Regions from separate parts of the Homo sapiens genome. Here regions 1, 2, 3, 4, 5 and 6 are each linked to region 7. Evidence: chromatin loops called from intact Hi-C (ENCODE). Cell type or tissue: heart right ventricle. All regions are shown on one strand. Region 1 has its middle 5.4 kb from the start of TIE1. Region 2 overlaps MPL (MPL proto-oncogene, thrombopoietin receptor). Region 3 holds the start of MED8-AS1 (MED8 antisense RNA 1). Region 4 overlaps SZT2 (SZT2 subunit of KICSTOR complex). Region 5 overlaps TIE1 (tyrosine kinase with immunoglobulin like and EGF like domains 1). Region 6 overlaps SZT2 (SZT2 subunit of KICSTOR complex). Region 7 overlaps CFAP57 (cilia and flagella associated protein 57).

The links. A loop is a pair of places that touch in the nucleus more often than their neighbours do. Peaks named below come from ENCODE experiments on the same cell type or tissue, not always from the same donor. Only the 100,000 strongest peaks of a DNase experiment are listed, where the experiment ranks them.
Region 1: it touches region 7 in a loop (3-fold over the local background); 25 of 110 quality-filtered maps call a loop at or near these places.
Region 2: it touches region 7 in a loop (4-fold over the local background); 41 of 110 quality-filtered maps call a loop at or near these places.
Region 3: it touches region 7 in a loop (9-fold over the local background); 47 of 110 quality-filtered maps call a loop at or near these places.
Region 4: it touches region 7 in a loop (6-fold over the local background); 103 of 110 quality-filtered maps call a loop at or near these places.
Region 5: a loop joins it to region 7, with 6 times the contacts of the local background. A loop is called at or near these places in 22 of 110 quality-filtered maps.
Region 6: it touches region 7 in a loop (4-fold over the local background); 102 of 110 quality-filtered maps call a loop at or near these places.

Annotation. Positions count from the first base shown.
Region 1 is chr1:43,293,573-43,297,572 of GRCh38, reverse strand. No RefSeq gene overlaps it. Among named protein-coding and RNA genes, the nearest start is that of TIE1, 5.4 kb to the left of the region's middle. In heart right ventricle, no CTCF peak of the experiment used is centred here; a DNase peak (open chromatin) is centred at 1,722; H3K27ac peaks cover 3,891 bases.
Region 2 is chr1:43,347,768-43,351,767 of GRCh38, reverse strand. MPL (MPL proto-oncogene, thrombopoietin receptor) reads right to left here. Exons shown (of 12, transcript NM_005373.3): 9 at 2,766-2,925; 10 at 2,409-2,505. Among named protein-coding and RNA genes, the nearest start is that of CDC20-DT, 8.9 kb to the left of the region's middle. RefSeq lists enhancers at 1,626-2,596, 2,597-3,568 and a silencer at 2,522-2,731. In heart right ventricle, CTCF peaks have their summits at 2,199 (motif pointing right) and 2,401; DNase peaks (open chromatin) are centred at 2,227, 2,677 and 3,060; H3K4me3 peaks cover 1,599 bases; H3K27ac peaks cover 2,989 bases.
Region 3 is chr1:43,381,646-43,385,645 of GRCh38, reverse strand. MED8 (mediator complex subunit 8) reads left to right here. Exons shown (of 7, transcript NM_201542.5): 7 at 540-1,729. The coding sequence ends at 604. MED8-AS1 (MED8 antisense RNA 1) reads right to left here and starts at 597. Exons shown (of 2, transcript XR_001738027.1): 1 at 505-597; 2 at 1-362. In heart right ventricle, a CTCF peak has its summit at 1,979; no DNase peak of the experiment used is centred here; H3K27ac peaks cover 1,240 bases.
Region 4 is chr1:43,412,821-43,416,820 of GRCh38, reverse strand. SZT2 (SZT2 subunit of KICSTOR complex) reads right to left here. Exons shown (of 72, transcript NM_001365999.1): 5 at 1,608-1,739; 6 at 720-861; 7 at 180-286. Among named protein-coding and RNA genes, the nearest start is that of SZT2, 25 kb to the right of the region's middle. In heart right ventricle, a CTCF peak has its summit at 2,009 (motif pointing right); a DNase peak (open chromatin) is centred at 2,016; H3K27ac peaks cover 1,256 bases.
Region 5 is chr1:43,302,095-43,306,094 of GRCh38, reverse strand. It overlaps TIE1 (tyrosine kinase with immunoglobulin like and EGF like domains 1), which reads right to left. Exons shown (of 23, transcript NM_005424.5): 2 at 930-1,244; 3 at 752-862. Among named protein-coding and RNA genes, the nearest start is that of TIE1, 3.1 kb to the right of the region's middle. In heart right ventricle, a CTCF peak has its summit at 1,714; no DNase peak of the experiment used is centred here; H3K4me3 peaks cover 3,416 bases; H3K27ac peaks cover 3,672 bases.
Region 6 is chr1:43,405,193-43,409,192 of GRCh38, reverse strand. All of the region lies in intron 4 of SZT2 (SZT2 subunit of KICSTOR complex), which reads right to left. Among named protein-coding and RNA genes, the nearest start is that of SZT2, 17 kb to the right of the region's middle. In heart right ventricle, no CTCF peak of the experiment used is centred here; no DNase peak of the experiment used is centred here.
Region 7 is chr1:43,236,376-43,240,375 of GRCh38, reverse strand. All of the region lies in intron 21 of CFAP57 (cilia and flagella associated protein 57), which reads right to left. All of the region lies in intron 1 of LOC105378685 (a long non-coding RNA gene), which reads left to right. LOC124904164 (a long non-coding RNA gene) reads left to right here. Exons shown (of 2, transcript XR_007066042.1): 2 at 2,697-3,030. Among named protein-coding and RNA genes, the nearest start is that of TMEM125, 32 kb to the left of the region's middle. In heart right ventricle, a CTCF peak has its summit at 2,095 (motif pointing left); DNase peaks (open chromatin) are centred at 1,295 and 2,095; H3K27ac peaks cover 984 bases.

The sequences.
Region 1 (4,000 bases), 57 kb before region 7:
TGAATATCTGTTGTGGTATTAAGTTCCACTTTGGAGGGAGTGCTCATTTGGAAACCATTCAAAGAATTTTTAAAAAATTTTTCTTTTATGTTAGTAAAGGTCCATCCCCTGTGGCCACCCCAGCGGGTTGGACTCACTGTTCTCCAAGTGACCGTCATGATCAAGAGGGACAGGAAAGCCTGACTCTCCAAGTTCCACTCATTTCCCTTAACAGGTGGCTCAGACAACAAACTGCTTTATGCCCCTTAGAACATTCATTTGGGTCTTTTGTGTGGCTTCTTACAATGCCCTTAGGGTTTTAGACCACATGTAAATACATGTGGAAACATTTGACAGACTCTTAAAAATGTCTATGAATTTGATTTAATTTTCTCTATAGACAAACTCCATAGTCTTCTTGCAGAAATGATGCTCAGTTGAGATCCATTTGGGTGAAATTGTTATGCAAATTATGCATAAAAAAGCTGGTGAAATTCGGGACTGGATCAACAGAGGATGAGTCAGGGGGGAAAGAATGAACCTCTCTAAGTTGCTCCCCAAAAATGAAGTCAGGGCTATCTGAATTAAAGTGTCAAATTGGTACTCTTCTAAGTAACGGAGACCTCTCCCAATTAAACTTGCCAGACTGGGGTGGGTTACATGGGTGACCATGCAATTATTTTTCAAAATAGTGAGAGGCCCGGCACAGTGGCTCATGCCTGTAATCCCAGCACTTTGGGAGGTCGAGGCAGGCAGATCGCCTGAGGCCAGGAGTTCAAGACCACCCTGGCCAACATAGTGAAACCCCATGTCTACTAAAAATACAAAAAGATTAACCAGATGTGGTAGCACGCGCCTGTAGTCCCAGCTACTTGGGAGGCTGAGGCACAAGAATTGCTTGAACCCAGGAGGCAGAGGTTGCAGTGAGCTGAGATCATGCCATTGCACTCCAGCCTGGGTGACAGAGTGAGACTTTGTCTCAAAAAATAAAAAAGAATAAATAAAAGATAAACAGTGAGAGTCCCATCTTTGCTTCTTAAAGTCAAACTATTATATATAAACTATGTAAAGTCAGTATGTGAAGTAGAATGCTGCTTTGTTTTGCTCAGTGATTTTAAAGGGAAGGGGTAGTTGCAATTTTCCTCCCAAATTACATTCCTGTGTTCTCCTGAAGCATGCCCTTGTGTCTTGGCTCCTAGAATATTTTGAAAAGTATTTAAGATATTTCTTTGTTATGTGCAACTCCAAATGCTGGCATCTTTTTATATGCCAATAAGTGCCTTAACTCTCTGTACTGTTTGTCACAATTGCTTTTCGAAGAACCAAGTAAATGCTGCCCAAACAAATTAGAAAGTTTTCTTTTGGTTGAAATAAGCAACACTTTAACCCAATTCCTAAGTTCTGCCTTTGCCTGAAATTGACTTTACTGATAAATCATTCTTCATACTGATCAGCAAAGAAAGGAAAAATATCTTGTTCTTGTTGTTGTCCAAAAAAAAGAAAAGAAAAAGAAAGTAATTCTTTTAAGATTTTGTTTAGGTTAATAGTAACAATGGTTGGTACTTTCACTTAACTTCAGCAGCAACTAAAGCCACATTGTCAATTCAAAAACAGTTTTTGTTGTTCTTCCAGGAAATAACTCTGTAGTGAGAGGAAGTTTGCAGTAAATGCTTTTGGAGCATCAGGCTGAGGCTGTGTCCCTGAAGCTAGTGTGTGTGTGTGTGTGTGTGTGTGTGTGTGTGTGTGTGTGTGTGTGTGTTTTCACTCTAGTCAGAAAAGACGTGCCAGGTGTTTGTGACAAGCTGTGATGAGGACTGGAGATTACTTGGAATCCATTGTGTTCTTTTCCTTGTTGGAAAAAGAAAGCTTCTAAAAACAAGCCCTTATTTAAAGGAAGCCCCAGTTAATTCAACAAGGCTCTGAAAGAAGTCCCTTTTATAGAAACTGCTTGACAAAGGCCATTTGGCCCAGAGGAGTCCTGTGAGGTCAGAAACTGAAATCAACACCCACATAGGGTTCAGGCAGTTAGAAGCTCAGAGTGTACTTAGTAAAGCATAACAAACTTTTACCCACTTTGGTCAGAATGGAATTTACCCAGCAATGCAGAGTCTTATGCTAGAACACCAACAAACCTCAATTATAATGGCTAACAGTTGCTACGGGTTTACAGGTGCCGGGAAAAGGTGATGCCTACACCTCATGGACTCTCAGCCTTTTGAGATGGGTGTCACTATTATTATTATTATTATTATTGTTATTTTGAGATGGAGTCTCGCTCTGTCACCCAGGCTGGAGTGCAATGGCACAATCTCGGCTCACTGCAACCACCACCTCCTGGGTCCAAGCCATTCTCCTGCGTCAGCCTCCTGAGTAGCTGGGATTACAGGCTAATTTTGTATTTTTTTTTAGTAGATATGGGGTTTCTCCATGTTGGTCGGGCTCAGGCTCGTCTCGAACTCCCGACTTCAGGTGATCCGCCCTCCTTGGCCTCCCAAAGTGCTGGGATGACAGGCGTGAGCCACCGCACCCAGCCGGGTGTCATTATTATGATCCCCATTTTGCAGATGAGGAAACAGATGCATCCTCAGGTTAGTTAAGTGATGGTGTTCAGCTTTGACCCCAGACAGTTTGATCCACAGCCAGAGAGCTTAACTATGCCCAAGGCCTGTTAGACTATACTACCTAGACAGGAAGAAGGCCAGCACACCCAGGGAGGCTGCTTTCATCTGCATGTCATCCTTCAAACTCTTAAAAATGATTGAAGAAAAACAATCCTTTTGTATCCAGCATGCATCTGAAATTTTATTCTGGAAAACAATGAGCTCAACTCTGTGCTGTGTGATGATGGAGTGGTGCCCTTTAAAAGGCAAGGGCTGACCAGGAGAGATGGGCAGGCATGAATTTTAAGGATGTCTTGCCTTTAAGTTCCATCAGGTCCTTGCTTTAGCTCAGGTCACTCTGAAATCCTAGAAGAATAGCACACCCAATAGCACATGACACAAGTGACTCATTGTTCTTCTGCCTCAAACAACAGCAGCCTACTTAGCATACAAAACACATTTTATGAGACAAAGCTGGCTCGGGCCACAGCCACGCATTCTTTGCAGGAGCCACACATGGGGGCTGCTTTCTGGTTGTTCAATCTTACTTTGTTTATTTATTATTATTATTATTATTACTATTACTTTAGAGACAGAGTCTCGCTCTATTACCCAGGCTGGAGTGCAGTGGCGCAATCATAGCTCACTGCAGCCTCGAACTCCTGGGCTCAAGCAATGCTCCCACCTCAGCTTCCTGAGTAGCTGGGACTATAGGTGTGTGCTACCACCCCTGGCTTCAATCTTACTTTGAGGATAAGAGGTAGTGACAACACAAGTCCATTAGTGCTCATGATGCATGATTTATTTCGTGGTGACACAGGGATGATGAGGAAAGGCTTGAAGGCAGTGTCTCAACTCCTCTTTCCCTAGCCCTTTCTCCCTGAAGGCATATTGGTGCTTTGCCAGCTCCACCCTTGCCCGCACCCTAAGGAAGGGACACTGGCTCCCACTGGGGAGTTGGAGTGAACTATGGCACCAGCACACAGGTGTGGGCTTCCTGCTCCCCTGGGGAGAGACCTCTCCTACAGACTTAAGTGGTGCCTGCCCCCAGAGGATTTCTCTATGGGAACTGCTCCAACACCCCTGGAGTCTCAGAGCTGGGGGTCTCAGGTGGGCACCAGCTTTCCTCCCTTCCCGTTTCTAACAGGGCCCCCATGAGAAAGCAAGAATGTGGCAGAGATGACCGTTGGTATTGCTGGGGCCCAGGCAGGCAGGGCTGGGAGGGGCAGCGTGGTGGGGCAGCTCTGTCCAGTGGGTCTACGGCCTCTGGCCAGCTGCATGGACACGACATCCTCAGGAGAGGGTGTGGTAGTCCCTGGCAGGCCTGCTGAGCTCTGTTCTTGCGAGACCTGGCTACCCCAGAGATAATAACCAAGGGGATTCATAGACTGCCATCGTTACACCATGCATGTGTGATATCT
Region 2 (4,000 bases), 110 kb before region 7:
CTAATAAAATAGAACAATTAGAACAATATGCCAACATCACTACTCTTGTACTTTGGGGCCATTATTAACTAAAATGAGGGTTACTTGAACACAGCTCTGCAATACCTCAACGAGTCAATCTGATAAGCAAGATGGCTGCTAAGTGACTATGGGGCAGGGAGCATATACAGCGTGGAGATGCTGGACAAAGGGATGATTTACATCCCGGGTGGGACAGAGCGGCATGGCAAGTGATTTCATCGTGCTACTTACAATTTAAAATACATGAATTGTTTATTTCTGGAATTTTCCATGTAATTTTTTTCAGACCTTAATTGACTGCGTGTAACTGAAACCACAAAAAGTGAAACTGTGGATAAGAGGGGACCACTGTAGTGCTGCTTCCTTTCCCCATGACAGGCTATCTCCTGCTGTACTTCATTTTTCCTTATAGTATTTGACTTGTTGTACATTTATTACATTGTTATGTATATTTCTTTTTGTCTGTCTCACCCCACTAGAACATATGGTCCCCGAGAAAAGAGAGTTTGTCTATTTATTCACTCCTGTATTTCTAGGGTGTAGAATAGTGTCTGACCCATAGTAGGTGCTCAGTAAATTAGCTGAATGAATGAATGAAGAAAATCAGTGGAGCTTATTAGTAAGTTACTGGAGAGGGTAGTCTATCTGGGAAGAATATGGATTAAGATGTATTGGAGGGGCCTCCATTTTTTTGTTGTTTTGTTTTGTTTTGTTTTGTTTTGTTTTGTTTTGTTTTTGAGATGGAGTCTCCCTCTGTGGCCCAGGCTGGAGTGCAGTGGCGCGGTCTTGGCTCACTGCAAGCTCCGCCTCTCAGGTTCACACCATTCTCCTGCCTCAGCCTCCTGAGTAGCTGGGACTACAGGCGCCCACCACCATGCCTGGCTAATTTTTTTTGTATTTTTAGTAGAGATGGGGTTTCACTGTGTTAGCCAGGATGGTCTTGATCTCCTGACCTTGTGATCTGCCCACCTCGGCCTCCCAAAGTGCTGGGATTACAGGCGTGAGCCACCGCACCCGGCCAGAACCTGGATTCTTTAGCTTCATATTTCCATGTGGAGGGACGTCAGTAGAACATTTCAGGCCGCTTCAGTGACCTCACTCATATCTCTCCAGGGGAGAAGGTGTGACTTACCTGGTAAATTGGGGAAAAGAAACTGAGTATGCCTGGCTCAGCAGACCACCTCCTCCTACTTCTCCAACTTTTTTGTTGGATCTGGCTACCTGCATGGAGGCTACCTTTCAGTCTGCTCATACGTATGGGCAGATTAAAAGTTCAAAGAGAGGTATGTTCAGAGGGAGATGGTAGCCCATGAGAGTGGCACCTGAACCAGCCCAGGACCATCAGAAGACACCATCTGGAGGAGATGACTTCTGAGCTAAGTCTTAAAGAAGCAGCAGATGAAGGATGGAGGTGGGATGCATTCTACCCTTCATGTTTATAGCCTCCAATGGCATTTCTCCTCAGCCTTCGTCTTCCCACATAAATGAGTCACTCATTAATAACATTTATTTAAGGGCCTGCTTTTTGGCAGGCACTGTGCTAAGGATTTAAAGATGACCAAGTAAGGTATAATAGGGAAGATATATAAAGAAATAAACACAGTAAAACACTACTGGTACTGTATTGGAGCACAGAGCAGCGGCCAAAAGGGGGAGGGTCAGGAAAGGTTTCTTAAGAGTTGGTGAAGAAAGTTATTTACAGATGAATGGGTTTAGTGAGACAGGGAGGCTATTTCAGGCAGAGCGGACGTTATGTGCAAAGGCACTGAGAAGTAAAACCTGACTTGTGGAGAAAACCAGTTTGGAAAGGCTGATGCACAGGGTAGAACAGGCTGAAGTGCTTGCTGGCAGGGGCCGATTTTGCAGAGCCTCGCTTGTCATCATAGGGAGCCTGGACTATATCCTGGGAGCTATTGAAAGGATTTAAGGAGGGAATTGATAGGTTCATGTGCGCATTTTAGAAAGATTATTCTGGTGGCTGTGTGAGGCTAGATCGGAGGGGCAAGAGGTTCTGTTTCAGTGAGTCAGGTCGTGTCTGTAGGGCTAGAGAAAGGGGGCCATTGTTTGGACTAGGTTTAGGAGGTGGGACCTGACGGCAGATTGGATGGGGGTGGAGTGGGCAGTTTGGCTGAAGGGTGGACGGTGGCCTAGTCGCCGAGGTGAGCAGCAGGAGGCGGGGCTGTTCGAGGTGGGCGGTATAGTGGGCGTGTTAGAGTGTAAGGAGCCGCGGCGAGTCCCAGAGGTGACGTGCAGGAAGTGGCGAAGCCGTAGGTGCGCACGGGCGGTGGACGGAGATCTGGGGTCACAGAGCGAACCAAGAATGCCTGTTTACAGGCCTTCGGCTCCACCTGGTCCACCGCCAGTCTCCTGCCTGGCGGGGGCGGTACCTGTAGTGTGCAGGAAACTGCCACCTCAGCAGCAGCAGGCCCAGGACGGCGCTGAGGCCCAGCACTAGATGCAGAGCGGTCACCAAGGAGATCCAGGCTAGGAGACAAAAAGGGTCAGACTTCGGCCCACCCGGGCCGGAGCCCCGCCCTCATCCAGCCAGCCCCTACTCTGGCCCCGCCCCTCGCCGCCCCTGGGCACTGCGGGCACCTGCGCAGCCGTCGGCCCGCAAGGTCAGGGCCCCGCCCCTCTCCGCGCCCCGCGCCTCGCCCCTCTCCGAGCCCCGCCCCACTCGCACCCGGCGCCCAGTCCCTGGCGCAGGCGCTGTGCGGCTTTGGTGCGGCCGGGGCTTGCCTCACCGGTCTCGGTGGCGGTCTCCACCCTAGTTGGGTCCGACCACGAGCTCCAGGGACCTTGGTAGGTGGGGCCGTTGAGCCTGGCGCGCAGCTGTAAACGGTAGCGAGATCGCGGGCGCAGCTCCAGGGTCCCTCCTCGGGCCCCGAGAGGCGGCTCCAGCACCTGAGCAAAGAAGCGTGCGGTGGCCCGGCGTCGGGGCTTCGATAGCCCAGCGTCTGTTTGACCCAAATCCTGCAGCTCCGAATCCCCAGGCGGTCGGAGATTCCCACAAAGAGCCCCACCGGCAGAAAACACGCTTCCCAGCAACAGGATAGAGCGCCCTAACCGAGAGCCTCTCCCTAACGGGATCACGCTCTGCCCGAGAGAAACGTGCCAGGCCCACCTCCTGAGACACAGACCTCACCTCAGAGAGCTACGTATCCTAACACCAACACCCAGGTACACCCTCGGCAGGGATCCCGGTACACGCACACCCTACCGGGTGTTCTCACAACTCCAGGTCGGGCGATGGACACCCCCAGAAACAGATATATTCAGAGCCACACAGACCATGCCACAAATAATACTCATGCTGCAGAGGATGCCAGATTTGCGTTAGGCGCTGGGGTACAAGCATCATGTGTACAAGCAGGAAGGCAGCAAACATTTATGAACTGTGTGATACTCCAAACATTGGGTTAGGCACTGGGGAGAAAGCAATAAAACACCGTCTCTTACATATCTAATGAGAAAGACATCCAAACAGGTAAATAATCACAACAATTAATTAGTGCAAGGCACCACGGAAGTCCAGAGAAGCATTTAATGCTTGGTTTTGTGCCACAGAGTAGTTTAGTGTGCTAAAAGCATGGATGACACGGCTGGATGGTCACAGATGAGTCTAAGGCAATCCTGGTAGGAATTTGAGGACTATTAGTACGTTATTGCCATCAACTTAGTTGATGAGTAAGGGGAAGGGATAAGGGAAGAGCAAGAAGAGTCAAGGGTGCTTCTAGGCTTGGGTACTGGGTAAGTAGCGGTGCCATTGTCAGAGACAGGACACAGAAGAGAAGTAAGTTTGAGGAAGATATACTTTAGGGTTCCATTTTATAGAGTTCAACAACAGTCCAAATGAATCAATGGTAATGTCAGGATGGTGATTACCTTTGGTGGCGGGGGATGTGTCGGAGCATTGGGAGCTTCTGAGGTGCTGGAAATAATTTATATCTTGATCCTGGTTATGGTTATGTGGATGTAT
Region 3 (4,000 bases), 150 kb before region 7:
ATCTTAAGACCATTTGGTAGGTGCATCAGGAATTGACACGCAGGCCAGTTTTCCAGTCCTACATGTATTCTTTTCTCTGTATCCTGCCTCTCTTGCTCTTGGCTTCCTGCCTTCTCTCCTACTCATTTTTAGAACAGTCTAGATGCAGGCAGCTAGAAGAGTTATTTCCTCCAAGCTGTCTAGGAAAAGGGACAATTAAAGAGAGATTCTGCACTTATTATGATATAAAAAAAGAAAAACAATGAGAGAACATAGTACTCTTTTACCTGTGACGTTAAATGGGAGTCACACAGGTTTAGCTATCTGTTCTAGGAGTGGATGAACAGACTATTCTCCCATGTCACTTCTTTCCTCCTGGACACCTTCAGGGAGACAGCTGGGTGAAGAATCATACTTCTGACCTCTGTCAAACAGGGTCAGATGCCGCAGAGGTTCTGAGATGATAAAGGAAGTGACAGAGGGAACCTGAGGTACCACATTTCTGATTTGTCATGAAAGTCTTACCTTGCTTAAGATGACTTTTTTAATGTTCCTTTCAGGGAAAATGCCAAGTGGAATAAAAACCAACATCAAGTCGGCTTCCATGCATCCCTACCAGCGGTGAGTGTGGCTGGCAACCTCGACTCCCTGGTGCTCTTTGCAGAGTTGGGCAGTGAAATTACCTTTTGCTCAAGGCTCACCTAGATGGGTACAATAAAAAGAACATGGGCTTTCAGCAGCAGACAAATCCCACTTCCACCACTGACTAGCTGTGTGACCTTGGACAAGTGACCTAATTTTTCTGAGCCTGTTTCTCATTTGTAAATGGTGATAATACCTACCTCATAGGGTTGTTGTGAGGATTAAAATGAGGAAATGAATGTAAAGCACTTAGTACAGTATATGAAATAATGGGTATTCAATAAATGATAGTTTCTACAGATCCTTCTCCCCACCACCCTCCACAGTCCTTGATCCAGAACTTACCCTAATCTGATACTGCCTCACGTCAATGGTGAGCTGATGGACACAAGATCAAATAAGGCTATGCTTATTTTGTGCTGCCAGAAACTGTAGCAACCTCTGTGTTCTTAGAGGCACACTGTTTTTGCAGGCCCTCCTGCCTGGGTTTCATTCTGGCTATCCCTCTAAGGCGCAAGGTGAAGAAGCTTCTGGGCCAGGAAGGAAAAAAAAATGCCCACCTGCAGCTCTGGTGAAGCTTGGGCCTGCTCTCCTTTCCATCCTCTAAGGAGCCAACTTGGCTTTTACCTGTCAAATAGTCATAAAGTCCCCTATCCTTTACCCCACCTTATACACACGAGGCTTTCTCAGGAAGTGGCTCTGCCAGGCAGGACTATGTGGGAAAGGGTTTTTCCTTAGCACACGAAAAAGCCCCTTCCCCTGGATTCATGTTTCTTATTTTGGAGGGAGAAGGGAATTGCACTTCACACTGCCATCAGGGTTTAGTTGACCTCATAATGGTGCCCACTTTCTCGACTTTGGCCAGGATTTCCTTCAAAGAAAACGACTTTCCTTCATTTCCCTAAGCCTGTGGCCCAAATGGTGGACCAGAATGATGGTGGGAGGGGGCAACCCCCAGTAGCTTTGCCTGCTTTTATAAAGTTGAACAAATTGAATTTAGACATTCAGGCTAACCTGCCTTTCTTAGTACTCCTTTGTTGGCATGGGCAGGGGTTGAGTCAGCAGAAGTGGACCAAAGGATTCCTCTGAATAAAGTTATTTAAATTGATGTTCACTGGCTCAGGGTTGTCTGACAGTAATTTATGAGAGCACTACATAGGGATCAGAGGGGCAGTTTCAAGAGTGCTGCAAGGCAGTTCTAATTTGTTCTCCATAAAAAAGTTTCCGTATCTTTAATTAGCTTTGATCTAAAAATCCTGAAACTTCCCTCCTGCTCATACCTTCCAGCTGCCTTTTTTCTGTTCTGTCACACACTGGTACTTTGGCATTTGTTCAGTGCCAAACAAAGTTCTGCCAGGCTGTGGCAGCAAAGGACTGGAAAAGTGGTCCCAGATGTCACATCTGTTACCATTCCATCAAGGTGAGGAATGGTATCCACAAAGCTCACTGACCACAATACATAGCAGTAGGGGAGTCTGGTCACCAGCTCTAAGGCAATGCCAGACCTTTCCCCCACTTAAACTGTTCCGGCTCATCAGCCCACTCAGGTGTTATCTTCTCACCTCTTCCCTTCCCACTGGAAATGTCAGTATTAACTGGCATATTGGGTAGAGTTTGAGCTGTGCTTCTCTGAAATTCCTGGAGCATCTTTTGGTGACTATTGTCCTTTACTCCACCAAAAGATTCCCTCCTATTGAATGGCACCAACCCCAAGTTTTTTTGTGTCCCAGGCAAATACTGACTTCATCCCCACCATACTATTAAAATGGATTCCTTGTCATCCAAGAATGGAAATATCCTCTTGCCCCAACAGGAACATATGCAGGATGTCACCTACATCTTGTTCCCCTAAGCAAACACTCCTTCCTCTAGAGGGACTCCTCTACATTCATCACCGTAGGAGCACATGCTGTCGTTTTTATCCCCCATCCTCAAATCATCTGGAGTACACAAATCTCAGTAGTGTCTCCCACTTTGGGGTCCATACAGCCTATTAAATGCCTCAATAGAGAGTATGTATCTCCCACCCCTAACATACTCATTCCCTCAGGAGGGAATACATATACAGTTTTCCTTTGAAGAAGGGGACATGACCTATTTACTGGCTCAGATTTAGGATTTGCAAAAGGTGACTATTGGCCTACTCTGGTAACATTCCTCTGTTTTTGACTGTCCTGTTTTGCTTGGAGATCGTGCTTTCTCCTATTCTTGGGTCCCCTGGAGAAAGAGATTAGGCCATTGTCTCCTAGGTTTGTGTCTAGGATGGAGAAAGAAGCAGCAGCTGTGAAACGTCAAGAGCTTACTACAGGACAGAGTTCATCCTGCTGAAGGCGGAAGCTTATCCAATCAATGTCAGCATAAGGCCCATTGCCTAGGATCTCTCCCTCTCCAGCTCTGCCCTGAGCCTGGGATTCAGTCATTGCTGAACCTCTCTTTTGCTCATTGTGCCAGTCACCCCATTCTGTTCCCCTTCTGGTGTTTATTGCTGCCCTACTTAGCTGGTGTACCTCATTCAACCCTGTCGTTTTTTGGGAAACAGCCAAGATAGATAGGTTGTAGCCAAGTGCTCCTTAGAACTCCATAATGGGTCCCAGCATTAGGATTGAGCTGGAGGGGGTGTAATTGCCCACCTCCTGTTGTGCTGCCACAGAGAAGAAGCTGAACTCTGCAGGAATGCCCCAGTGCAAGGCTGGTCCCTTTTCCCACCCCCCTCTCACCTCCCCCAGGCAGCTGGAAACAACCTCTCCCTTTGTCTGAGCTTCTTGTACAGAATAATCCTCCTTATGGACAATGTATTCTCTGTGCCCTGTGGACACAGGAGCTGTGTAAGCTGATCCCAGCACCAGGCAGGACGGAGGCTGAGTCCTTCCAAACGCCCACCCTGGGTCAGCTCCTGATTACTGTCCAGATGAACTACGAAGGAGTGTACATTCTCTTCCATCTGCCTTTCCTATCTGCTCCAGAATTAGGGGAATAGCCTACTGAAGTTTAGCATTGGGCCAGGAGTAGGAACAGGGGATGTGGTCCTTTTCTGTTCAGTCTTGAGGGTTCACAGTGCCTGCTTATGGAGGCTCGATGTGGCTCTTGCCTGGAAACCTCAAACACATGGGGACTAACCCTTGGAAAGGGCTTGCCACTGTGCAGATGGGGCTTTATGATTGGAACAGAAGGCAAACTCCAACGCATCTGATGGGACCATGGTGCCCCATCACTTCAGCATGTGTTTTGTCCCACAAGACAAAGTTCCTTTCTTCTTCCCTTTAACTTCTCTTTTTTTTTGAGCTCCATGTGTCACTGAGGCAGCTCTTGGGTTCCTGTTGTGGTCTCTCAATGAGTCACATGCCATTTGGACATGGCAGCTTCCCTAAGTACATCGTGG
Region 4 (4,000 bases), 180 kb before region 7:
GAAAAAAATAAGAGTCCTCTCCCACGATGCTACCTACCTTCTAGATATGACTCCTTCCCCCCATGTAACTAAGTAATTGACTTTATCTGGGAAATCACTGCCTGTAAGAAAGTAATCAGCCATCCCAACTTTGTGTGAGATATTCCATATCTCTCTCGTCCTTCCTAAAAAGTCCTCACCTGGACAAAGGAACAAGCCACAGTGCCACTGCGAAGCTGGTTCAGCAGTGTCTCACAGACAGCAACATCAGGTACACTGGTCACCCCATCCGTGATCACGATAATCCCTGGAGCAGGAAACACCAGATCAGACCTGGAGACACTGGCCAGACCAAACTCACAGGGAGGCACCCAACTGACAGGGTCCTGAACGGCTCAGTGTCTTCCCACCAATGTCGGCAGTTTCATAAACTGTGAAGTTTTATAAACTTCAAACACCTTTCCTTCTCCCTTACCCTCCTGCTTCTTCCTCTTGAATGCCAGATCATAACCTCCCCTAAGTGATATCCTTGGAGCTCTACTCCTTCTAGGGTCTCTGATGGTTGTCAGAGTCGAGGGTTCCTGATACACACTAATACAGACTTACATTTTGCAAACAAGGAAACAGATCCTCTTCCCTGGGGCCCACTGATTCCCTGGAACTGCTATCTTTGTTAGCAGTCAGCCCCACCCTTCCTGTATCCCTGCTTCCCCAGTCCCACCAATATTCCTTCTACTGACCTGCACTAGAGTTCGAGGGTAGTAACTGCAGTGCCAAGATGCCCTGACGAATCATACTGACCAGCCCAAGATCAGCTGTCACCATGGAGACGCCTACCTTCCGGCCCAGTAGGTCCCCTGAGTCTGGGGACTGGTCTTCTGCCTGCCCCAAGTTACAGAAAAGACAGAATGGGGCAGATGGCATTGCTGCCCCATCCATAGCAAAGCCAGAATTTATAGCCCAGCACTTCTCAGGCCAGACAGGCCGAATCCTGTGAGAACCTCAATTCCCCTACTATGCGGCTGAGTCTTGACTGTGCTTCCTCCCTGTGTGTGCTCAGATACTGAACCTCAGAGGTGAAGGGAGTTCGGCATCAGATGAAGCTTCAGACTGTACTGAAGTAGGGCTTCTCCATCTTTTGCCAAGAAGGGCCCCTTTCCACATTTTTCCATCACTGTTATGAAATATTTTATACCTCAATCAAATTACATGACCAGTCATCAGGCACACAGGACTGCCATTTGCCTGGCTACTTCTGGGGTACCCAAAGTGATGAGACAGGGAAGTCTAGTGGGCCTAGGCAGCTTTATCCCTGATTGTACAAAATGCTAACTAGAGGTCAAAGCCACGCATAATCACCTTCTCAGATCCACTGGAGGAGATCTGGGGCTAAAAAAAAATGCAAACAAATGGATTTCACATTTTTTCCCTGAAAGAATCTGTGTTTTGGGGAGTATATCTGAGTCCTGCTCCAACAGGGAGTGTGTCATGAGCATGCCTATCCTTGTCTCATTTTGCCCCAGCTCTTAGCCCTTTTTTGCCCTATTTGGACTATCCCTCCTCTCTGCCCTCTGTCCTTAGCTGCTCCTCTTTCTAAGTTGCCTCTGCCCACTTTCTCTCTTACATACCTGGCTCTGGGGATCGTACTGCTGCTGCAGCATGGTGGCCACCTTATCCTCAAAGAGGCAGAGCTGCTCATATATCTGCTGCAGGAACACCTCCCGCTGGGAAGGGTCCAAGAGGCAGCCCTGTACCAGCACCTAAGAAGCACATGGGAAAGACTGAGACAGGACGGTCAGGGTGGCACAGACCACTACACTTCTGCTCTGTTTATTCTCCATAGCTCCATCTAGGCGATCCTGACTTCCTACCCAACCAGGGTCTAAGGTATGACTCCACAGCCAATTTCCCCCTTATCCAATCTCCATCAGTCCTCAGCCCAGGTCCCTAGTCATTAGTCATCTTTATCTGGGGTCACAACTTCCCTCTGCTTAGGGTCCTCCACACTGGGCTTCCCCAACCCCCCACATGGGGGCACTATAAGATCTTCTATTAATAGCTTCTTCTACCTTGGCCTACAGGATGTCTTATGAGCTGCCCCTCCTCAGCCCGGCAAAGCCTTTTTTATTCTCATACTTTTTAATGCTTTTTTATTTCTAAGCATACTGACCAGCCCAAGATCAGCTGTCACCATGGAGACTCCTACCTTCTGTACACACAGAGGCTATTCTGGACCTTTTCAATTTTACAAAAATTAGCTGTGCATGGTGGTGGGCACCTGTAATCCCAGCTACTTGGGAGGCAAGAGAATTGCTTAACTGGGACCTGGAAGGCAGAGGTTGCAGTGAGCAGAGATCACGCCACTGCACTCCAGCCTGGGCTACAGAGTGAGACTGTATAAAAAAAAATTTTTTTTTAAAAATTTTTGTGGGTACATAGAAGGTGTATATATTTATGGAGCACATGAGATATTTTGATACAGGAATACAATGTATAACAATTAAATCATGGTAAATGGGGTATCCACCACTTCAAGTTTTTTTTGTTTGTTTGTTTGTTTTTTTGAGACAGAGCCTTGCTCTGTCGCCCAGGCTAGAGTGCAGGTGCGATCTTGGCTCACTGCAACCTCCGCCTCCCGGGTTCAAGCAATTCTTGTGCCTCAGCCTTCCTCAGCTGGGATTACAGGCATGGGCCACCACACCCAGGTAATTTTTGTATTTTTAGTAGAGACGGGGTTTCACCATGTTGGCCAGGCTGGTCTCAAACTCCTGGCCTCAAGTGATCCACCCACCTCAGCCTCCCAAAGTGCTGGGATTACAGGCATGAGTCACCATGCCTACCCACCTCAGGCATTTATCCTATTTTTTGTGTTACAAACAATCCAATTTTACTCTTTTAGTTATTTTTAAATGTACAATAAATTACTGTTGACTGTAGTCAGTCTACTGTGCTATCAAGTACTAGATCTTATTCATTCTTTCTAACTCTATTTTTGTACCCATTAACCATCTCCCCTTCCACCTCCCCCAGCTACCCTTCCCAGCCTTTGGTAACCATCGTTCCACTCTCCATCTTCATTAGTTCAATTGTTTTAATTTTTAGCTCTCACAAATAAATAACATGCCAAGTTTGTCTTTCTGTGCCTGGCTTATTTCACTTAACATAATGTCCTCCAGTTCCATCCATGTTGTTGCAAATGACAGGATCTCATTCTTTTTTATGGCTGAATAGTATTCCATTGTATATATGTACCACATTTTCTTTATCCATTCATCTGTCAATGAACACTCAGGCTGCTTCCAGATCTTGTCTATTGTGAATAGTGCTGTAATAAACATGGGAGTGCAGATATCTCTTCCATATACTGATTTCCTTTCTTTTGGGTATACACCTAGGAGGGAGGATTGCTAGATCATATGGTAGCTCTATTTTCAGTTTTGTTTTGTTTTGTTTTTTGTTTGAGATGGAGTCTTGCTCTGTCACCCAGGCTGGAGTGCAGTGACACTATCTCGGCTCACTGCAATCTCTGCCTCCCAGATTCAAGCAATTCTCTGCCTCAGGCTCCCGAGTAGCTGGGATTACAGGCATCTGCCATCACGCTCAGCTAATTTTTGTATTTTTAGTAGAGACAAGGTTTCACCATGTTGGCCAGGCTGGTCTCAAACTCCCACCTCGGCCTCCCAAAGTGCTGGGATTACAGGTATGAGGCACCGTGCCCAGCCTATTTTGTTTTTTGAGGAACCTCCAAACTGTTCTTCATAGTGGTTGTACTAATTTACATTTCTACCAAGAGTGCACAACGTTACCTTTTCTCCACATCCTCACCAGCATGTTATTGCCTGTCTTTTGGATAAAAACCATTTTAACTGGGGTGAAATGATACCTCATTGCAGTTTTCATTTGCATTTCTCTGATGATCAATGATATTGAACACTTTTTCATATACCTGTTTGCCATATGTATGCCTTCTTTTGAGAAATGTCTATTGAGATCTTTTTTAAGATAAAAAAAATCCCATTTT
Region 5 (4,000 bases), 66 kb before region 7:
GCTTCTTGCCTCTTTGCTCAGGGCTGAACAGAGAGCCTAGAGACCCAGGTCTGCCTGTGCCTCTTCACATTTCCTGTCAATTCACGGGGTCCAGAGCTCAGGAGGCAGCCCCCTTGGCCAAAGGGAAGGGTCTTCCTCCCTCAGGAGCCCAGGTATGCAAGAGTCAGCCAAGGGGTTGTGAATCTGAGGACTGAGGCAGGAATCTTGGGGCCACATAGGAAAACAGCTTCCTTCTATGGGGTGGCCAAAGGGTCAGGGTGGAGGACAGGCCTGGGACTGAGATCCCACGGGTCTACCCAGGCCTCAGCATGAGGCTGTCTTGGGCATCAAGGATCTGGGCTGGACAGATCTTTGGGAGAGGCTAGACTCTGCCCTGCCTGTGTTGGGCATGATGTTACCAGTTCTCTTCCTCCTCAGGGGGACTGATGCGGTCTGCCAGGTGGGCTATGTGACAGCACCTGCTAACTCCCAGGGGAGAGATGAGGGTTTAACATCGTGCTCATTTGGGGCTAAGAGGGAAGGGGCAGCTGACCACAGGCTCCTGGCCCTCTGTGTACAGAAGGAAGGCAGCTCAGAACTACAGATAAGATGGGTGCAGGCACATCCCATGGGACCTGGTCCACTACAGAGGAGAGGCCCTGGAGGTCGGGTGTGTCAGGGGCCAAAGCTGAGGGTCCCATGGGTCATGAAAGTGTTGGGGCCTCAGAACGATGGGTCTACCCTCCCCACCAGTTCAAATGCCCCTCTTTACCGTTGCTCTTCCAGATCACGTCTGTCTGCTTCTCCTTGTGCACACGTGCAGAAAGTACAGCGGTGTCACCTTTGTTCACAGTGTGTGTGACCTTGTCTGGAAGCAGGTGGGCTGCGGGGTGGAAGGTGGGTCAGCGGCCTGGTTTTCCCCGCGCCATCCCCCCGCCTGCCTAACTCACCTCCAGGGCTGTTGTGCACGTAGATGACGCGCGTGCGCCGCGCCCCAGCACCGCCCACGCAGGAGAAGACGCCCACGAGGTCCGAGGGCTTGGAGAAGCCGCGAAGCGTGACCTGGTGCGAACCGTTGCGCGCCAGGCGCAGGGGTGGCCCGGGCGGGGTGCGCACGATACGGTCGTCCTTCTCCAGCAGCAGGGGCGGGCCCCAGGCGTCCGAGCCCCTCCCCGCCCCGGCCTCCCCAGACACGCAAGTCAGGAAGAAGCGCTGGGGGTCCGTGAGCCGCAGGTTGGCCAGCAGCGTCAGGTCCACCGCCGCGCCTGGGGCCAGGACACCAGTGACTCTATTGTAGTCCCAGCCAACCCTAGTGCCCCAGAGCCCCCAGCCCCAGCCCTCTGGTCTTACTGATCCACCGTCCACTCAGAAGAGGGTCTCCAACCTTCACCCCTCTTCCTTCCCCTGCCCGGTTCTTCAGACCCCACAGGCCTCACTTTATCAGGCATTCCCATCCCCCTCCTTTCCCCTTCCATGCGCACTGGCCTCTTTCCCTCAAGTCTCTTCATTCTAAAAGAACAAAAACAAAACCACGAATCCTTCTCTGGCCGTGTCCCCTCCCTTCTCCTGCCAGATGGCTTCCCTTTCGCCCCAGCTTTCGGAAAGAATGATCTATGCTCCCTGTCTCCGTTTCCTCACTTTATTTCTATCAGTCCTGTTTCCCCACTCGTCTCTAAAACTGCCCTGCAAAGGTTGCTGTGAGCCACTTCTCCCTGCCTCCACCACGAGAGTGCAGGCCAGGAGAGCCAGCCAGAACAGAAGTGTCCCATGGGTCCCCCTCTCTGTCACTATGGAGATCTAGAAATGTCTGGTGGGCTGGGATTTGAGGTGGGAGAGGCTGAGTTTTGCAGCCAGAAGGTTGTGGCACAGAAATGGAGCTAGGGCTGGGTGCGGTGGCTCACGCCTGGAATCCCAGCACTTAAGGAGGCAGAGGTGGGAGGATCCTTTGAGCACAGGAGTTTGAGATCAGCCAGGGCAACATAGCAAGACCCCATTCTCCAGAAAAAGAAAAACAAAAAGAAATGGAGCTAAGCTTGGGGCTGGGCCCAGAGCCAGGGAGGGCAGCCCCAGGGCAAGGCCTGGAGCCCAGACAGACACAGACACGAGGTAGGTCTTGGTCTTTGTTTGCCTTCCAAAGAGCTCACGCCCTAGTTGGAGGAACAGGCATGAACACAGCTGCCAAATGTAGGGCGCTGTGCTTTTGAGCACAGAGAAGGGACCCCTGCTCCAGCCTGGGGGAGCTCAGGGAGATGAAGAGATGCTTCCTGGGAGGTACAGTTGGAGCAGGGCACATTGGCGTGAGGACAATGGGGAGGGAGAGAAATCAGGGGCAGGGAGAGGGCATCCTAGACAGAGGGAACAGCCTGGACAGAGGCCTGCAGTGGCAATATTGTGGCAGGTGGAGGGGGCTCTCCAGGTTTGTGTGACTGGAGTACAAAATGTGAGGCTGAGGCAGGAGAGATCAGGTGGAGTCAGAGTCCAGTCTGGACGGTGGAGAGCCTGCGAGCCTGCCTTAGCTCCAGGACCCAGAACCCCTCCACCAGCCAAGCCCTTCCTTCTCTGTCTCTTGTAGCTGACTGTCAAGCAGTTCATTAGTTTAAATGCCACCTAGCTTATCAGTGTTTGAAAGGCTACCATGAGCAAACGAAGCTGGCATTTACTGACCGCCCACCACATACCAACCCCCATTTTCCACTGGATCCTCACAACCAGTGAAGTGGATATTCTTTCCAGTTACAGAGGAGGATCATGGTAATTATTCTACTGGCTTCTTTGAGCAAGCTCGCCCACTCCCCCAGTTTTAACCATCACCTCTGAGTCAGTAACTCGGGAACGGTCTTTCAGCTTGGACCTGCATTTCCATCAGCTTTTCCCAAATCTGCTCCTCTCCAGTGCTCCCTGACTCACTGGACAGCACCCGCCACTTGAGACACAAACTATGGAGTCATCTCTACTCCCATTGTCATAATAATGAATGTTTATTGGCTGCCAGTTATGCACCAGGCACTTTACTGATATTGTTTCATTTTACCATCCCAGCTATCCTGGGAGGTGGATGTTATTATCCCTGTTTTATAGCCAGGAAAGGGAGGCTCAGAGAAGTTAAGTAACTTGCCCAAGGTCATACAATTAGTGAGTGGCAGGGCCAGGTTGTCTGATTCTAAAGTCCACATCTCTGAGCACTGTGCTGCCTGCCTCATCAGTCATAGAATTCTGCACATTGTTTCCTGAACGCTTCTTGACTTCATCCCCACCCCCCCAGCCTGCCTTTGTTCAGCCCTCATCCTTACTCACCTAGACCATCCCAACAGCCACAGCCCCTCCTTCTGCAACTCATCCTCCACGGTGATCTAAGACCAAACCTGACCTTGTGACTTTCTTGCCTGTGACCTCCCATGGCTCCCTATTGCCCTCAGGATAATGTTCGTGCTCCTAAGCCCCGTGATGCTCCCACGCTATCCCTCCTGTTGTGTTCCTAACAGGCACCTTCTCTCCCATGCACCTCCATGCCTCTGAGACTTGCATTTTTTATGTTCTGGCTGCCTGGAATGAAGACCACCCCTCTTAGTGAAATCTTCCTTGATTCCCTTTTTGTCTCCTACCTGAGGCAGTGTAAGCTGAACTCCTCCTCAGTGCTCCTCTAGAGCTCCTGTGTCTGTCCCTGTTTAGCCCTCTTCCCCTGTCCTGTGTTCTGCACTAGACCATGAACCACTCAAAGGCAGCCTCTGTGTTCTAATCGGCTGACCAGCAGACTGAAGGAATCAGCTGCCACCTACTCAGAAATCCTTACCAAGCACAGTGCACTGTGCCAACTGCTCTGCATCATTTTCTCATTTAAACCCCATAACAACCATAGGAGGCTGGCATCATTTAATCTCATTGTACAGACTAGGTGTTGCCAGCCTCTCAACTAATGGCCCAGCACTTAGCACAACTCCTGGAATATTGTTGGTGCTCAATAAATGTTTGTCCAGTGAACAACTGAGTGAATCCAACACAATTACCCTATGAACACCCCCTG
Region 6 (4,000 bases), 170 kb before region 7:
TGTCTTTGTTCTTCCTTCAAGGTGCTGAAGCAAGGATTCCTCTTCCTTCTCTTTTTCCCTGTAGCTAATCTGTCCATCTAATCTTGAGCCTTTTGTCTCTCTAATATCTTCATTCTTTCTCCATGGGCTCCTTTTCTTCTACTTCAAACATAAATAAGTATCCCCATCCTAAAATTGTATATAGACCCAGCAGTCCCTGCGGTGGCCCTCAGGATCTCACCCCTCTTTCCCCATCACACTCGTACAACCTGCCCCACATGCCCACTTCTCTCGGACCCTGACCCCATGGAACAACTACTTTTTTACTCCCTGTTCCCAACTGGATAAGTGGGTCGGGCGAGCCAGAAAAGGGAAAGTGGGACATTGTCTCACTCTACAGGCCCATGGGAAGGAAAACGAGCAGAACTGGAGCCATAAAAAGGTGAGAAAGATGTTCCTATTCATATTATTTAGAATAATGAAAACTGAGACAACTCAAGTGGCCAAGTAGGGGCTGGCTAAACATATGGTAAGATATGATGAAACAGTAAGTTAACAGGACATTAAAAATCACATTTTCAAAGAATATTTAGTGACACACAAGAATGCCCATACTATATGTTAAAAAAATAAAAAAAAGGCAGGACAGGCTAAGCACAGCAGCTCATGCCTGTAATCCCAGTACTTTGGGAGGCTGAGGTGGGAGGATCACTTGAAGTCAAGAGTTTGAGACCAGCCTGGACAACATAACAAGATCCTGTCTCTACAAAAAAATTTAAAACAATTAGTCAGGTATGGTGGCATGCACCTGTAGTCCTAGCTACTTGGCAGGCTGAGGTGGGAGATCACTTAAGCCCAGAAGTTGAAGGTTACATTGAGCTATGATCATGCCTCTGCACTCCAGCCTGGGCAACAGAGTGAGACCCTGTCTCTTAAACAAAACAAAAAACAGGACATAAAATCACGTGTCTAGAATGAGCCTCTTGATTCTCCCTTTCTCTTTGGGTAAAGAGATGGAGGTGAGGGAGGATAAAGACACACTCACAAAATTAGAAGAAAGTTCCATAAAATGTTAGAATTTAAGCCAGGAGTGGTGGCTCACGCCTGTAATCCCAGCACTTTGGGAGGCCGAGGCGGGCAGATCACAAGGTCAGGAGATCAAGACCATCCTGGCCAACACTGTGAAACCCCGTCTCTACTAAAAATACAAAAAATTAGCCGGGCGTGGTGGCGGGCGCCTGTAGTCCCAGCTACTCGGGAGGCTGAGGCAGGAGAATCACCTGAACCCAGGAGGTGGAGGTTGCAGTGAACCCAGATCATGCCACTGCACTCCAGCCTGGGTAACAGAGCAAGATTCTGTCTCAAAAAAAAAAAAAAAAAAAAAAAGGTTAGAATTTAATACGATACCCAGAAACAACTACTGTTGTTTGCACAACTCCTGTTGTTTCTGGGTATTGTATTATAGATGAGTTTTGTTTTTTCTTTATATTTTAATGTATTTTTCAAATCTCTGTGGACATGTATTATATATGTGAATTAACTTTTTTCTTTTGAGACAGGTTCTCACTCTGTGGCCCAGGCTAGTCTCAAACTCCTGGCCTCAAATAATTCTTTCACCTCAGCCTCCCAAGTAGCTGGGATTACAGGCACGCACTGCTGTGCTGTGATTTAACAGGATATATCTTGTTTTTTTTTTTGGAGACAGAGTCTCACTCTGTTTCTCAGGTTGGAGTACAGTGGCGTGATCTTGGCTCATGGCAACCTCTGCCTCCCAGGTTCAAGCAATTTTCATGACTCGGCCTCCCAAGCAGCGGGGATTACAGATATGCACCATCACGCCCAGCTAATTTTTTTGTTGTTGTTGTTGTATTTTTAGTAGACAGGGTTTTGCCACATTGGCCAGGCTGGTCTCAAACGCTTGGCCTCATGTGATTCACCTGCCTTGGCTTCCCAAAGTGCTAGGATTACAGGCATGAGCCACTGCGCCCAGCCAGGATACATCTTGAGGGAGCCACAGAGAAAATGAAAAGGCTGGCTCAGGGCGGCCAAGTGGCCCTGGGGCTTAACTGATGAAATCCTCTCCTTCCCTATAGCTGCTGTCCTTATTCAGGCTTCCTCCTCTCTCCCATGCTACAATAATCTTCGCCTATTCTCCCATCCAGACTTTGTCCCCAAATCCATCCTCCATATTAGCCACAAAATACTGTGATCTTCCCAATGTAGACATGTGATCCTGTTACTGTCTGTTTAAAATTTTCAGTAGTTCTCCGCTACCTATGGCTAATTATTTTAATAGCTAACATTTGCACATTCTGTATGTGGCAAGCACAGTTCTAAGTGCTTGACATGTATTAATTCAATCACCATATGATATAAGCAATGTTAATATCCCCTTTGGAAAAAGGTCACAGATGCACAGAAAGGTTAAGTAACTTGCTCAAGGACACACAACCAGTAAGTGGTACTGCCAGGAAGCAAACACAGGCAATGTGATTCCAGATCCAGTGCTCTTATCCTCCACACTGAACTCCCCCATAGAATAAAGCACAAAGTCCTTAGTGTCACATTCATGGCCTTTCATAACCAGCTCCCACTTATGTCTACAGTCTCCTCTTTACCATCCCTTTCCACATTCAAATTTTACTCTGTTGACACTGAATAATATGTAGTTCCCTAAAACACCTGTGATTGAGAGTACAGGTTCATAGTACCATGTATTTGCTTTTGCTGGTCCCTCTGTCAGAAAAGTCCATTTCCCCTTCTTTGAATGGTTAACCTCAATTCTTTCTTCAAAACTCAGTTCAAATGCTGCTTTGGGCCAGGCACAGTAGCTCATGCCTGTAATCCCAGCACTTTGGGAGGCTGAGGCAGGTGGATCACTTGAGGTCAGAAGTTCGAGGGCAGCCTGGCCAACATGGTGAAACCCTGTCTCTACCAAAAAAAACAAAAAAAACAAAAATTAGCCGGGTGTGGTAGTGGGCACCTGTAATCCCAGCTACTTGAAAGGCTGAGGCAGGAGAATTGCTTGAACCCAGGAGGTGGAGGGTGCAGTGAGCCAAGGTTGCACCACTGCACTCTAGCCCGGGCAACAGAGCAAGACTCTGTCTCAAAAACATGAAAAACAAATGCTGCTTTGTCTGAAAGACTTCTCTATTGTGGCCCCATGCTTGGTTGGGTGCTCCCTCTTGGTGCTCCCATAGCACCTGAGTCATCTTATCGGTGCCCTTATCACATTCAACTACAATTACCTCCCTTTAATATTTATCTCCCCCACTAAAATCTCAACTCTTCACATCAGGAGAAAGACAAGGTCTGATTCATCTGTGTCTTCAGGACCTGCTCAGGCCTGGTATAGCTCAGGCTTCATTAAGTGTTTGCCAACCTGAACCAAGTTTTGAGTGATTACCTAACATCCATGCTCTCCCTGCCTTGGCTATCAGTGCCTGCAAAACCTGGCCCCCATCTGGGGATGCAGCCCACAACTGATAGTCCTAACGGCTATACTAGGAAAGCACTTTAAACTAGGGCAGAGGGCTGGCAATCCCTGCCCTGGGATCCAGGTATGCACCAATTTTGTTGCTGTATGTTTCAGACCCTTAGATCATGTTCCCAATATCTTATCTCTCAAATCCAGTTTGATAGCTAAGGTGACAATGCAGCCATCACGGACAGTTTCAGGGAAAGCCTTTACCAATGAGTTAAGGGTAGTTAAAAGCAGATGAGGGGAAACTGGGCCAATGCTTATCTAAGTCATAAACAGATATTCCAGTAACAGACTTGGCCATTCTCCAAAAGGAGTGTCTTGTGATAGCCTCCTTGAGTGCTGGATAAGCCCTGTAATTATCTGTGTGGTCAGCATTATAACCAACAGTTCACATGGCCCTCAAAAAAAAAATGACCCACACTGGGCACGGTGGCTCACGCCTGTAATCCTAGCACTTTGGGAGGCCGAGGCTGGCAGATCACCTGAGGTCGGGAGTTCAAGACCAGCCTGGCCAACATGGCAAAACCCCGTCTCTAC
Region 7 (4,000 bases):
TATCTGAAAACCTACTAAGGAAAACAGTCCCATGGCACATACACAGTAGGTGAAGAGCCAGAAAATTAGCTTAAAAGCAGCTTAGCGATGTGAGGCAAAGCAGGTCTCTAGAGCTGTCCTGCTGCTGCCCAGGAGTGCCCCACATGGAAGACCTAAATAAACTCATCTACTCACCAAGCTGGACTTGTCATTCTTCGGTCTCCCCAGTTTGGGAGGGAGGGTGGGGAACATTACAGTTCCAAATTGTCTCATAACAGTGATAGGTTTCCCGCATTTCCTTTCCAGATGCTGCCTGGTAAAACTCTGCTAGATCCTCCCATGGACCTTCTCCTTGCAGACTTTATATCATGACATGATCAATTCAATACATATTTATTGGGTTATGGACCTTGGACCCTGCCTTGCATGTTAGAGGTGCTCATTAAATATTTGTGAAATGGATGAGAAAATGTATAACTAATGCAGTGGATACCAAACCGAATAAGATGAGATTCTTACTAATAAGGAAGTTACAGACCAAGGGATAAGGGACAGGTGAAAGAGACCAGAACAGAAGGGAAGGTCTTAGAGCCACAGGGGGAAGCTTGCTTGCTTGAGGTCTCTCTCCATTTCTCCCTTCAGTAGGCCTCGCTAAGCTTCACTTCTCCTGATCCTCATTAAATAACTCAATAACAATCATCAGAATAAGCACTAGAAACTGAAAGCACAATTCGAGTTCTCTCACAGTTTGCATCTTTAGCTGCTTCCTCTTTTTGGTCATCTCCATCCATTCTGTCACTGAGTCCTATTGATTTTGTGTCTGAGTTGATTCTGATGTTCATCCTTCCTGCTGGTTTGTCACCAGCTCTCAGTGTTCTCCCTTGTTCTGCTGTAAAGGCCCCCCGGCAAGTGGAGCCCTGCCCTGGCTTCTCCCCACCCCCTCCACCCTCTACAGCCCTGTCACTGTGATTGGGATTTCTGGCTCCTGGTACCTGTTGGTGTGAATGCCTGTTCCTGACCCCCCTGCCAACCTCTGACATCTTCATGATGCTCCCTTACCTAAATGGGTCTCCAGGGCTTGATCCTTTTTGGAGTATGATTGAGGCCCACCACTCAGTGCAGCCTGACTCTCTTGTTCTGTTCATTCATTCATTCATTCATTCACGTATTCATGTAAGAAAAGTAATCTAAGAACCAGTTCCTGAAAGCTTATACTGGTCACTGTGCCAGGCATGGGAGGTCCCGCTTGGCTCCACTGCAGAGCTGCCATGAGAGGCTGAAGCATGGTTGGGCCCCTGCCCAACCCAGTGTGACAGTGTGCAACCCCAGGGGAGACAGAGGAGAAGAGTGTTCCAGGCCCAGAGCCAGGAGGCGGCAAGCAGAACCTAAGGCAGGAAGAGCTTGATGATAACGATAATAAGAGTAACCACAATTGCAAGGGTTGATTGGATCACTGCAAATGTATCAAACAGCATGCATACAGTCCCTCAGTTCATCCTTACACCAACCTTGTGAGGAAACTGAGGCCGTATCTCAGTGGTAGAGCTGGTGTCTGAACCCTGTCGTGCCTCCATCCAGAGAGCCCTGCTCCTCCGTGACTACTGCTTTCCAGGCTCTGCTGTCCCCCCTCACATTTATGTCACCTCCATTCCAATATCTCACATAGTATGATGGCCAAGGACACTCCCAATAAGTATAAGTTGGGCTACCTGCAAAATGTTTTCTGGGGTGGCCTGTGTTCCGAGGGGTCCCGAGGTCACATTGAGGTCGACCGTTTTTGCTTTGGATGGCTTTGTGGATTAAAAATGTGAATGCAATGGGTTTGCCGAGCCTTCTCTTCCTGATCTCTCCCTTGTCAGTTTGACTTCCAAAATCCCCTCCAATCCTCCAGACCCCCACCCAGGTCTACACAGCTGCAGAGGAAATCTGACCTGGGGTCCACCAACGTGCCAAGTCTTGGGGGATGTGAAACTGTTTATGTAAAAAGCTTTCTAAGCAAAGGGGCTCTGCCAAGCTGTCCAGGACTGCCTTTGGCCTTTGGAACTGACTGATGACCCTGGCAGGTCTTTCCGACCTCCGTATTGAGCAGAGAAGAGAAGGGAATGCCTACAGCACCCCCTAATGGCATGGCCTGAGTCGATGCCTTTAGAATATGGCAGTACCTCACAGCCTGGAAAAAGCAGGCAACAGATTTATTCCATGGACTTGGAATCCTTGCATCAGTGACATCTTTCTGGAACCCACAGTCAGTGGGCTCACCATCTGCCTAACTGCACAAATGAGCCATCCTGGAATCCTTCTCCGTTCTTTCAACCTTCCTCCCATGTCTAACCTGACATTTCTATTTGTCATTTCTACTCTGAAATGCCTTTTGACACCACAACTTTCCCCTTTCCAAGTACTTCTCATCTACCCTTAACATGACAGTCATTTCCTAATGGGTTTTTCTGCCACCTGCCTCTTTCCCCACCAGTCTTCCCACCTTGCCAATGGAGTGTTTTGTCTTTTCAAAACAAAGACACCCCTACTTAAGAAACCTTGGGTGGAGCCTGTTTACAGGACAAACTGTACTTTTTGGCATGGCATGGACGCCCTTTCCAACATGACCCTCAGCCACCAACCATTTCAGTGGGTTCTTCTCCACTTGGACTCTCTTCTCGTGGACTCTTGGGTCTCCAAGCACCTCACAGGCCTCACTCTTCTCTGCTTTTTCTCAGGTTGTTCCCACAGCCTGGAAGTCTCTTCCCTGACTTGTTCCACGATCAACCTCTACTCACCCTTCAAGGCTCAGCTCAAATGCCCCTTGCCCCAGAAACCTTCCACAAGTCCTGAAGGCATCACTGAACCCCATTTCCAGGATGAGCCCACAGCACTGCATACAATGAGTTGAGCAGTAATTATTTGTATCTGGTCCAGGTTCCCAATGATTAACTCCTTGAGAGTAGGAACACTATCACGTTCATCTTGGAATCCTCAGTGACTGACACAGAGCTTGCTGTACAAGAAGCCCTCAAAAAATGTGTACTGAATGAATAAAATGCATGTCCTAGATGTTTGTATCTCATAGCAACTCTTATTTTCATATCTGCCAGTGTGCTGAGGAATGGAGTGGGGAGGCTGAGCTCCTGTCTGAATAAACAAATGAGACAGTGACCTCATTTTCTGTTATTTTCTAATGAGTTACTCTTAGATGCCATGTTTGCTGTGGCCTTCCTCAGCCTTTTTGGATTGAAGTGCCAGGGCCATGGCAACTGAAGATGAGGTCCAGCTGGCTCCTGACCAGCACACACCAAGGTCACCAACTGAGGGTCTGGAATCAGTTGTGCCATCCACCCTCCACCCTCCACCCCTGCCACCTGCAGTCCACAGGCACCCGTGGCCCATCCTGTGATGGGCTTCTAGGCTTTCCCACTGGATTTCTACCTTGGTTCTTGGATAGGTCCTTTGCTTGGATGAAGAGGATGGAAATTGCCTTTTTTTTTTGGGGGGGGATGGAGTCTCGCTCTGTCGCCCAGGCTGGAGTGCAGTGGCCCGATCTTGGCTCACTGCAAGCTCTGCCTCCCACGTTCATGCCATTCTCCTGCCTCAGCCTCCAGAGTAGCTGGGACTACAGGTGCCCACCACACGCCCGGCTAATTTTTTTGTATTTTTAGTAGATATGGGGTTTCACCGTGTTAGCCAGGATGATCTCGATCTCCTGACCTCACGATCCACCCGCCTCGGCCTCCCAAAGTGCTGGGATTACAGGCGTGAGCCACTGCGCCCGGCTGGAAATTGCCTTTTTTTTTTTTTTTTTTTTTTTTTTTAGCACTTATTCTGTACCAGGCCAGTGCCTAGTGCCTTATGTGGTTGTCCCATTCAATCTTGCAGGAACCCCCCACTCTCAGGTTGGTGTTTTCTTCCCTGTTTTACATATAGGCAAGGTGGCTCCTTGAGTTAAGGAATTTACCCAAGGTCTCCTGGCAGAGGAGTGGTGGAGCAGGGTAAACCAGGGTCGGCACAGTGGTTTTGAAAACTTTTC